4 separate regions of the Homo sapiens genome follow, and regions 1, 2 and 4 are each linked to region 3. The links are chromatin contacts, found by Hi-C or POLR2A ChIA-PET in ENCODE. All regions are on one chromosome and are shown on one strand. Each heading gives the region's core, a stretch centred on a gene start or an enhancer-like site at or near the end of the contact. The rest is flanking DNA. Distances are from core to core; before and after follow the strand shown. Region 1 overlaps GCLC-AS1 (GCLC antisense RNA 1). Region 2 has its middle 3.0 kb from the start of GCLC. Region 3 has its middle 50 kb from the start of GCM1. Region 4 overlaps GCLC-AS1 (GCLC antisense RNA 1).

What was found. A loop is a pair of places that touch in the nucleus more often than their neighbours do. ChIA-PET counts read pairs that join two places held with the same protein, here RNA polymerase II (POLR2A). Pooled maps may share reads with other maps.
Region 1: a loop to region 3 is called in a pooled map, with 2.3 times the contacts of the local background. The contact joins two enhancer-like sites. A Hi-C loop is called at or near these places in 2 of 168 maps with a recorded cell type or tissue (GM18951 and breast epithelium) and 6 of 50 pooled maps. POLR2A ChIA-PET finds 5 or more read pairs at or near these places in 5 of 52 experiments (B cell, GM12878, OCI-LY7 and 2 more).
Region 2: a pooled map shows a loop between it and region 3 (2.7-fold over the local background). The contact joins two enhancer-like sites. A Hi-C loop is called at or near these places in 1 of 168 maps with a recorded cell type or tissue (naive thymus-derived CD4-positive, alpha-beta T cell) and 5 of 50 pooled maps. POLR2A ChIA-PET finds 5 or more read pairs at or near these places in 1 of 52 experiments (WTC11).
Region 4: a loop to region 3 is called in a map with no recorded cell type, with 7 times the contacts of the local background. The contact joins two enhancer-like sites. A Hi-C loop is called at or near these places in 1 of 168 maps with a recorded cell type or tissue (GM18951), 1 of 37 single-sample maps with no recorded cell type and 3 of 50 pooled maps. POLR2A ChIA-PET finds 5 or more read pairs at or near these places in 3 of 52 experiments (A673, B cell and GM12878).

The regions. Positions count from the first base shown.
Region 1 is chr6:53,482,269-53,484,968 of GRCh38, forward strand. All of the region lies in intron 3 of GCLC-AS1 (GCLC antisense RNA 1), which reads left to right. Among named protein-coding and RNA genes, the nearest start is that of GCLC-AS1, 52 kb to the left of the region's middle. Within about 2 kb of position 1,368, at least 6 of the 41 ENCODE cell types and tissues checked have a DNase peak (open chromatin) inside an H3K27ac peak, as active enhancers do; they include B cell, where a contact is called at or near this core.
Region 2 is chr6:53,546,777-53,549,476 of GRCh38, forward strand. No RefSeq gene overlaps it. Among named protein-coding and RNA genes, the nearest start is that of GCLC, 3.0 kb to the left of the region's middle. RefSeq lists a silencer at 1,366-1,595. Within about 2 kb of position 1,300, at least 25 of the 41 ENCODE cell types and tissues checked have a DNase peak (open chromatin) inside an H3K27ac peak, as active enhancers do.
Region 3 is chr6:53,197,833-53,200,574 of GRCh38, forward strand. No RefSeq gene overlaps it. Among named protein-coding and RNA genes, the nearest start is that of GCM1, 50 kb to the left of the region's middle. Within about 2 kb of position 1,464, at least 3 of the 41 ENCODE cell types and tissues checked have a DNase peak (open chromatin) inside an H3K27ac peak, as active enhancers do; they include B cell, where a contact is called at or near this core.
Region 4 is chr6:53,460,441-53,463,140 of GRCh38, forward strand. The region is part of intron 2 of GCLC-AS1 (GCLC antisense RNA 1); the gene reads left to right. Among named protein-coding and RNA genes, the nearest start is that of GCLC-AS1, 30 kb to the left of the region's middle. Within about 2 kb of position 1,396, at least 3 of the 41 ENCODE cell types and tissues checked have a DNase peak (open chromatin) inside an H3K27ac peak, as active enhancers do; they include B cell, where a contact is called at or near this core.

The DNA.
Region 1 (2,700 bases), core at 118-2,617, 280 kb after region 3:
GGAAGGATAGAACACCTGGAAAGTGACAGCAATGTTTTTGGGGTCAGAACTCTCAAAGTGGAAAAGTTATTCAAGATCCAGCTGCAGAATGAATGAGCACGTTCTCTGCTTTTAAAAAAAAGTTTTATTTTTTAAAAAGAAGTAATAAAGCTGGGCATGGTGGTGCTCTCCTGTAGTCCCAGTTGCTCAGGAGGCTGAGATGGGAGGATTGCTTAAGCCCAGGAGTTTGAGACTAGCCTAAGCAATACAGTGAGACTCCATCTCTAAAAAAACAAAACAAAACAAAAAACAAAAACAAAAAAAGAAAGAAAGAAAAGAAAAAGGAGTAATAAAGAGAGATATTGGTGCCTCACTGCTCTAAAGGGCTTTGAGGAAACAGTTCTAGGCTCTCCACAGAATTTGGAAATGCATCCTGGGGGGGTGGACTGTGAAAAACATCTGAGACATAAGCTCTATGTGACACTTGGTGGGTACTCATGAACATTCAGGGTTCTTGAGGGCCTGAACTGCTTGTTTTGGTAGCCTTGCATTTTCAGGGCAACAATCCCTGGCATCGAGTGGACCCTCAAGAAATATTTGTTAGCTGCCAGATGCAACTTTCCGCTGTATTGTCAACACTTTTTCAAAACACGTCACTGAGGATTTCAGTAACTTCCCAGCAGCTACAAGGAATCTTGGGAACCTTTTCTCTAGGCAGAGCAGGCTATTTAATACCCCATTTGTAATAGGGTGATTTAAAGATACTTTGAAAGCCAATCTAAGAAAAGACATTTCTCCGATGGTGCCTGAAGTTCGATGCATAGAGGTTTTTCTTTCTGTTACCCTCACTAAGTTCTTTGAAAATGCCTACAGAAGGGGTGTTCATATCAGGCCCTTGTGCTTCACGAGAATAAGTTGATCGGGTAAAAATTTTCTCCATAAGAGAGACCACTATTGGGAGGGGGCAGCTGCCCAGTTAGGAGGGTTAGACTTGTCCTGCACCAATATTGTCAAGCAAGTGGGCTCAAGGGTCCCTCTGGACTCTCCTACTTAACCTTCACTATTGGCTTAAATATAGGAGTGACCATCCCCTCTCCAGAAACTGGCCTCAGTCCTGTAGCTTATTTCTTGGGATCAGTGACCCACCTCCACTTTCCACCACCTCCAGAGGCTCGAGAGAACCTGTCCCTGTCTAAACAGCCATTATTAAATGTGACTGTATTTTTTTCTCTATAGGAATGATGTATTTTCTATTTAAAAAAAAAAAAAAAAAACTCCCACAATCTTTGTGTGACTTGCATTTGAGAGCGGCCAAAGGACCTACTTGCAAAGCAGTGCAGAGGCTGACATTTACTGATAATCTGCCATGCACGAGGCACCCGGCCAGAGGGACGCTTCCTGTTCAAAATGACTGTTAGGCAGATGCTATCATTTCCATGTTACTGAGAACAAAGTTGAATCTCTGAGAGAGAAAAAAAGGAACATTCACAGGGTCACAAAGGTGGGTTGAATTCCAGAGACCCTGTTCTCTCTACAGCAAGGAAAATTACCCATACCCAGGAGAGCAGGGAAATGTCATAAATTCTTTGTATGCCCTCACTGCACTTTGCACAGGGCTTGGAGTCTTTGATGGAGAATGCATGTAACATAACCCACTGAAATTAAGCTTAAACAAAAATGATACTTTGCTGGGAGGGATCCTGGTCACCCCCTAAAATCCGAGGAAAGTTGAACAACCAGGCCTCAGTACCAAGAGTTCTTGGGTTTTATATCTGTCTAATGCTACACCCGCAACTGGACTAAATAACCTGCATCTCTGTCTCTTAGTCAGAGTTCTCAAGAGAGAGACCCTAATTGGCTCCTGGTCAGCCAATGAACTTCCTCCTCCTGAGTCAGGTGTTCACTTCTAGTCCAATCAGCTATGACCAAGAGTCAAGCAAAAGCAAAACTTCCGGGGGCTAATTCTGAAGTCTGCCCAATGGTGTCTACTGTACCCAGATATAATTCAATACATGTTTATTGTCTGGTGTTTTTTGTGTTCATTCGTTGCAACCAAGTTCTTTAAGAACCTTGGATACATCGTCCTTCATTTAATCATCAGGCGGGGGTTGATAGGCCATAGTGATCAAGAAAAATATGTGAAATTTCTATATGCCAGTTATCGCTGTGTTAAAAACCTTCAGAGCAAATTAAGAAAGGAGAAATAAACTATTTGTTCTCAAAAGCTTGGTTTCAAGGGGACCGAGGAAATGGGAAAAGCATCTGTGGACAAGGCTATTGTGCTTGCTGCTGGAAGACTACCAAGGCCAGTTACTAAACGGGTGGGCAGCAACAAGTAGTTGCTTTGTTTTTTTTTCCCCCATAGGAAGTTGTTGTCTCTGTTTTGCAAGTTTGTCAAATTTCTTTTGTTTCTGGGGTCAATAACCTAGATACTTGAGACTCTTTTTTTCCCCTTCCGAGGGTCCTAATTTTGCATTTTACGTAACACCAATCTTGACCAAAAGCTGATTTATTAAGGAGGTTTCTTCTGGGTTAGTTGTTGGTGCTGGAGGCTGCGTGTACATGACTTAGTCTTCTACTGCCACCATGAGGGAGATGCTGGAATTGCAAGGCTCTTTTAGTTATCAAATGTAAATTTTCATAAATGAAAGTGAGCACGTTTAAAATTATCTCTATCTATTTATCTATCTATCTGTCTGTCTATCATGTTCATATATATAT
Region 2 (2,700 bases), core at 50-2,549, 350 kb after region 3:
CAGCCATCAGCCACATTGGCCAATGTACATTTGAAATGTGGCTAACATGACCGAGAAACCAAATTTTCATTTTAATTTAATCAATTTAAATGTAAATTTAAAAACTGATATTCCATTCAGTTACTGGAAAACTTTTAAGTAAATTTGAAACAAGTTGGAAATGTGAATCCATTTTTGACTGTAAATTTTATGAAATGTAATTACAGATCAAGTATTTCCAATGAAAACTTAGTGGCCCAGATGTGTTGTGAGTGTAAGTCACACACCAGATTCTAAGACAGTAGAATAAAAAGATGTAAATATCTCATTAAAAGTTTTATATTGATTACATAGCGATATAGCATTTTGGAAATTTTGAGTTAAATATGATGTGGTATGTTATTTAATTTACCACCACCCCCACCCACTTTTATTTTTAATTTTAAAGGAGGCTACTGAAAAATTTAAGATTACATATGTGGCTCTCATTCCACTTTATTGAAACAGTACTGATGTAGACCTTGATTTACACTTTGCAAAGCAGTTTTCCCATACACCTGCTGCACACCATACACTTTTCCCATGCACCTGTTAGGAATCATGGACCTGGGCGGTTCAATAATAGACTAAATTCTAGTCTAGCCAAAGCCCTACGCGACACTGAACCTAGTAAGAGTTTAACACTGTAATTGGAGTTACTCTGTCCTAGATCCCGGCTCACACTCACATAAGGGACCTCCCTCACCCTATCCTACCCCCCCGAATTCTGAACCAGCTCCCCCAGCGGGGGTCCCAGAGCTTTGGACAATCCCAAAAAGGGCGCCGGCGCTGCTGCACCACAGGGCAGTTATGCCCAATTTAAACCTTGATCTCTCAGTGTCTTTAGCCTTTTCTGTTACAAAGAAAAAACAAAAATCCCATCACGGATCAACTGAAGTCATATTTAACAAGAGTTACTCCCCTCTGACAATGCTTTGCCTGCATAGGTCCACTACTGCTCGATTTCATTCTGTAGACTGCACCCAGGGCCAGGTTTCGACATCTGGAAGTGAGTTTTCAGCAGACAGCTCCATCAGGGCTGTAACGATAGCTGAAGGGGAAAGAAGGAGCTCATATCTTGCAGAATCAGCTCTTCCCTAGACCATGACCAAAGGCCGATTCCCAGTAGTGTCTTCCGCGGAAAAACGCGAGACCCGCTCTCCAGGAACCCATCTCTGCCCAGCGGCGCCCTGGCACCGCAACCTCGCCTCGCAGCCCCGCGGACCAACACAGGCCCCGCCCCCAGAGCCGTCCGGAAAACCTGGACCGTGGAGATCCGCATGGGGGGACGCCGTGCAGTCGTGAGGCCAAGCTGAGCATGCTCGGAGAGCCGGCCTGTCGCGGGAGGAAGCGGTGTGGGCCGCGGGCGGCGCACGCCGCGCAGTTGTTGTGATACAGCCCCCGCCACGTGACTGCGCGGGCCCGCCTCCCCCGCGCGCGGCACCGCCTCCCCGTGACTCAGCGCTTTGTGCGGGCTCCGAGCCGGAGGTCAATCTGGGGGAGGCTTCTTAGGGCAAAGTCTCAGTCCATCACTCCTGACCTCTGGGCTGCTGCTGCTGCTAGGATTGCCGCAGTCGTTTCAGACACGATGGGTTTCGGGCCTCCAAGGACCAAAAAATACATCATTTTCTCTGTGGTCACGCCATTCCCAGTTTCCCTTGAGTCAGCGGCTTCGCGAGATCAAATAAGGAAAACAGAGAGAGTGCCCAGGGGACTCTGAGGAAGGCACTTCTAGGTTATCTGCCCCTGCCTTTACCGCTCTCTTTGGCTTGAGTATCCCTTGACCTTGGTGGTCTGTCGCTTGGGTCCCAGTATATCACATTCTATGCCAGGCACTTTGAGCTGGTATCCGTAAAACAGTACTAATCTTTGCCACATTTTATAAGTGAGGCAACTGAGATCCAGTAATACTAAGTAACAGGTAGTGGCTAAGCTGGGGTTTGAACTCCAGTGATATTTCAAAGCTGTCTACTACACCACTTAGCCTGGGTGAAGCTGGTGGCTGCCTTCAGTGTGATTCTTCCTGGGACTTGATGCCAACCTTCATTACATCCTTTCTTCTCCCTTGACACACCCTTTCCCCAAAACCCGCGGATCTGCCTGTGAAGTCCTTAAGCTTTTTGTCTGTTAAATTTCTTTCTTTTTTTTTTTTTTTTGAGATGGAGTCTCGCTCTGTCGCCCAGGCTGGAGTGCAGTGGCGGGATCTCGGCTCACTGCAAGCTCCGCCTCCCGGGTTCACGCCATTCTCCTGCCTCAGCCTCCCAAGTAGCTGGGACTACAGGCGCCCGCCACTATGCCCGGCTAATTTTTTGTATTTTTAGTAGAGACGGGGTTTTACCGTTTTAGCCGGGATGGTCTCGATCTCCTGACCTCGTGATCCGCCCGCCTCGGCCTCCCAATGTTAAATTTCTTAATTGGTGAAAACAAATAGTTAGTTATTTCTTAACTTCAGTGTACATGTTAAACAACAAAAGATACAGAAGGAATTTTCTCCCTACAATTGAATTGTACTTGGAATTTGACTTGATCTTATTCAAGAAGATCCCTGGGGGCTTTATGATGGAAGAGCAGTAGCCAAAAGACTGGGGCTTTGGCCCCATCTCAGAGGGCTACCTGCTGGGTCAATCTAAGCAAAGTTGTGATAATCATTGGAGAGTCCTTTCCTCTCATCTGTACAAATGA
Region 3 (2,742 bases), core at 214-2,713:
GCAGAGATGGAGGGAAGGAAGAAAGGAGGGAAGGAAGGAAGGAAGGCAGGCAGGAAGGAAGGAAGCCATACACCTTCCATACATTCATATCATCTATGATCCTATTCACATTCGAGGAGAGTTCACTGGGAAGGGTCTTTAAAAGTAAGGCCCCTGGGATATAAGAGGCATGGCAGGTATATCTTATAGGGTAAGAGGGAATAAAACTAGGAGAGAGACATCCTGGAACAGGTCTGCATTGGAAGACGGGAGGAGGAGAGAGAAGTGTAGGAAGGTTGTGATAAGAGGAAAAGAGAGACTGGGGAGGCAGATGAGAGATTGTTAAGGGCACCATTCCCTAAATTAGCCAAACACAGTCATGTCTGGGTGATCCTGGAAGGAATTATTTGAAGAAACATCTGTCATCTAAGTGCCTAATGGCCAGATATGATCTTTCATTTTCAAGGACCAGGGACACTTTCTGGGGAAGATGAGGACTAACCACAATTCATAAGTGGGCAACAGAAATGCTGATTTATGAACTTCCAGTGGAAAACGTAACTCTCAGGTTAAGGCATCATTAGATATCATGCTGCGGTCAATGCCTTCGAAGTCACATCTTAAGCAGAATAATTATTTGTTGGCCTCCTGCAAGAATCCACCCTATACAGGGACCAAAAGTTTTCATAAGTTGCAAATCTCTCCCAATAGATGAAATTAAAATAGAGTTTGAAAGCTCCTCAGTAAATGTAGTATCAGAACACAGAGTTAGAATGTATTGAACATCTATGATGTGGCTAGGCATGGTGGCTCACGTCTGTAATCTCAGCACTTTGGAAGGCTGAGGTGGGTGGATCACCTGAGGTACGGAGTTCAAGACCAGCCTGGCCAACTTAGTGAAACCCCATCTTTACTAAAAATACAAAAATTAACTGGGTGTGGTGGAGCACCCCTATAATCCTAGCTACTCGGGAGTCTGAGGCACGAGAATTGCTTGAACCAGGGAGGCAGAGGTTGCAGTGAGTGGAGATCACACCATTGCACTCCAGCCTGGGCGACAAAGTGAGACTCTGACTCAAAAAAATAAAATAAAATAAAATAAAAAATAATAAAATAATAATATATTGAACATCTACAATGTGTCAGGCATTGTAGAAACTAATTATAATGTGGTAAAAGATGGACAAAGTCAAGTACTTGCAATCTAACCGAAGACAATAAAATAGATGAATAAATAAGACTATTTCAAATTTTCAAATAGACATGACTTCTATAAAAACAGAATGTTGAATAGGACGAGGAGAGAGTCAGAGAAATTGTGTGTATGCTTGTGTGTGTTTTGCGCGCACCTGTGTTATTTCTTTCAATTGGGTGATCAATGAAGGCTTCTTTAAGGAGGTGAAATTTGAGTTAAGACCTGAAGAATCAAAAAGATCCAGAAAAAGGTCTGATGGGTGTGGCAGGAAGCATTCAAAGTACTGGGCAGTGCGGAAGCAGAGGCAGATGGAAGTGAGAGTTTGAGAGGAACTGAGAGAAGGCCTGTGGGTTGGAGGGTAAGAATGCAGGGGAGAGGGAGACTACAGTTAAATGTTTAACGGAAGGCATTCAGCACGACATTAGACTCTTTCAGTTCAAATCCCCACCCAACCACAAACTAGTTGTGTGACCTTGGACAAGCTAGTTAACTTCTTTATGGATCGATTGCTTCATCTGTAAAGGGGTGAAATCAGAGGTAACTACTTCATGGAGCTCCTCTGAAGATGACGTGAGATAGTCTAAGTTAAAGTGCGGAGCTTAGGCATATGGTTGGTCCTGAATAAGCATTAGATGTTGGCATTAATGTGTCCATCTCCACAACAGACTCTTGTCCACTGAGTAGGATTCCCTCCCCGCAGAAACGTACTTGGATGGGTGCTGCCAGTTTAGCGTCTTCGACTACTTAGTCAAACTTGAGACGTGTCAGAGGTCTGCAAACTATAGCTCCCTGGGCAATTCTGTAAACCTTCAAGTTAAGAAAAATGATTACATATGTAAAGGGTTGGAAAAAATCAAAATAAGAATACATGTATTTTCTGCTTTTATTTAAGGTGCAGGGTGTACATGTGCAGGTTTGTTATGTGGGTATATCACGTGATGCTGAAGTTTGGGATACAAATGGTCCCATCACCCAGGTAGTGAGCATAGCACCCAATAGGTAGTTATTCACCCCATGCCCCCCTCCCTCCCCCTTTCTTCTAATAGTCCCCATTGTCTATTGTTCCCATCTTTGAATATGTGTACCTATAAGTGAGAACATGTGGTATTTGGTTTTCTGTTCCTGCATTAATTTGCTTAGGATAATGGTCTCCAGCTACATTCACGTTGCTGCAAAGGACACAGTTTCATTCTTTTTATGGCTGTGTAATATTCCGTGGTGTATATGTATCACACAAAATCAGAATATTTTGTGTGTGTGACACAAGAAAAATTTATGGAACTCAAACTTCAGTGTCTATAAAGTTTTATCAGAACACAGCCACAGCCTTCACTTATGTCTGTGTATGGCTTCTTTCTTGCTCCAACAGCAGAGGTGGGAAGTTTCAGCAAAGATCTCATGACCGACAAAACCTAACGTATTTACCATCCGACGCTTTACAGAGAAAGTTTGCCATCGTAGTTAGGAGGACAGGTTTTTGGAGACAATGGAGTTACCTGGAGCCTGAATTTTCTTCTAAGAAAATGAGTGTAATAACAACGCCCTCAACAGGTTGCTATGCGAATTAA
Region 4 (2,700 bases), core at 146-2,645, 260 kb after region 3:
TGAGCTGAGATTGCTGCTCCACTGCACTCCAGCCTGGGTGACAGAGCAAGACTCTGTTTAAATAAAATAAAAATAAAAATAAAATGTCCATACTACCCAAAGCAACCTACACATTCAGTATAACCTCTATCAAAATACTAATGACATTCTTCACAGGAATAGAAAAAAAAATCCTAAAATTGATATAGAACCACAAAAGACCCCAAATAGCCAAAGCTATCCTGAGCAAAAAGAATGAAACTGGAGGAATCACATTACCTGACTTCAAATTACACTACAGAGATATAGTAACCAAAGCAGCATGGTACAGGCATATAAACAGACATATAGGATGACTACAGTCAACAATAATTTATTGCACATTTAAAAATCACTAGAAGAATATTATTAGATTGTTTGTAACACAAAGAAAGGATAAATGCATAGGGTGATGGATACTCTACTTGCCCTGATATGATTATTATGCATTGTATGCCTATATCAAAATATCTTATACATTCCATAAATATATACACCTACTATGAACCCACAAAAATTAAAAGTTGAAAAATGAAAAAAAAAACCTTTCTCTTGTTTTTCTAAAACTCTAACTGGATACCCTGCATTTTTCTTTGCTAAATTTGGTAACCCTAATTGGGAAATATGTTGCAAAAGGCAAAGATGGGGAAATACACTATATTCATTTGAAGTATGCTGGGGGGGTAGACTATGAAAGTGAATGCAATTTTTTGACACTCTCCTGAGAGAACTGCCACAACTTTCATTACTAGTATTCACTTCTTCCACCATGGGATTGTCACTCATTAGAGACATGTAGTTGCTGTGCCCCTTAAGGAAGCCCCTTATGGCTGAAAGCAGGTGGTTCCAAAGCCTGTCCTACACTTGCTTCTCCCTCACATCTTATGAGCCAGACCACTAGATCCCACAGAAGAAAAGGATCAGGGAGGTAATTTTTCTACAGAAAAGCACTGGATTCGCATAAGTGATATATCAAGCTTCTAATGTCCTTTTTATCTTTTATTTGAATAATCATTTGTATAACTTTCCCATCTGTGTGTACATTTTAAACAAATGAAGCAGCTTCCTCTCACTAACATGTTTTCTCTTCCTTAAAATGACATCCTCTTCTAATTTACTCAACCCTAAAAACCCCCTCTTCAAATACATTTTCTCTGTTGGTTTCATGCATCTCAGAGAAAGGAAAAAAGGGTTCATTTTAGTAAATAAGCCCTGGCTTTAAAAATGCTCTTACCATTTCACACTCCAGAAAATAAGGAGATGAACACACACACACACACACACACAAACTAATTAGAATTAACTAAATTTTATAATATATTAAGTAATAAAATTACAATGCAAAACCATTGCAGCGTCCTTTTGATTGCTCTGAACTCCACCCCTCCCTGTCAAACAATAGAAAGGGGAAAGTGCTTTAAACTCTCACTAGGGTGGGGCTGCTGCCTGCCGCCTGCTCTCCGAACTGTCTTGCAGCTGGAGAAGAGCAGCCAAAGCTCCTGCAGACTTCATGTTGGAACTTCACACATTCATTCCAACAAAGAACACAGCACGTAGCAGGAGAACATACTGCGCTTATTCTTCTTAGTATAAGGGCAGATAACCTCTCTATTTTTATCTTTACCTTCATTGAAACAAAAACAAGTAAATGGAAGAGCAGACGCCTCTTCATAAAGCTAGTCATTGTCCTATTCCTCTGTTCTATTCACTCTCAAACGATTCCATTGGGGACCCCTGAGCTGTGAAGAAGGACAGGGCCCTGCCTCCACTTTTTCATCTTTCTCCTTAACTCGGGGAAGTCTGGCTTTTACTTCCAACCGCTCAACTGACACTGTCTTTCAAAGTTTACCAATATCTAGGGTGGCCAAATGGGGATGCTTCTGAGGGTGAAAAAAAGATGCTACTAATAATTATCCTGGGACAACAGGCGTAAATGCAAACAGTCTCATCAAGAACCTCCCATCTGTATCCAAACCTCTCTTCCCAGCATCTTTCTGGAGCTTCCACAGCATTTAACACGGTCCCCATCCCTGCTTTTTGGAATCTTTGTTTCCACTAATCTTTAACACTTCAACTGTCCTTCTTTACTCGAAGGCCAGCTCAGAGCTTCTTTGCTGGTTCCTATCTCCTCCATTGATTGAAAAAGTTCCCAGATTGATTGCTTGGTTCTCCTGTTTGTCTCTAGATTTCTCCTCACAGACCTGCATTCTCATGACTTCAGCTCTCCCTGCATCATGACTCCCAAGTCATTTCAAAGTGAAATTATTGTCCAGGTCGGTGGCTTATGCCTGTAATCCCAGAACTTTGGGAGGCTGAGGCCAGCAGATCACTTGAGCTCAGGAGTTTGAGACCAGCCTGGGCAGCATAGCCAGAACTTGTCTCTGGTAAAACAAACAAACAAAGAAATAAACAAAAACGAAATTATTAGGAACTCTAAGACAGCAACAGCAGATTATTAAATCCCAAACCTGGGCCTCCTTCTGATCACAGAGCCCTGCACCTGGCCACATGCCCATGTAACCGACTCTGCCATTAGTTAAATGACTAAATAAGTATATAGTACATTCTTTCAAAAAGCAGTAAAAGGAAATAAGAAAATGGCATAAAAGAGAGAGAAAGTAGGCCAGACATAGTGGCTCACACCTGTAATCCCAGCACTTTGGGAGGCCAAGGCAGGCAGAT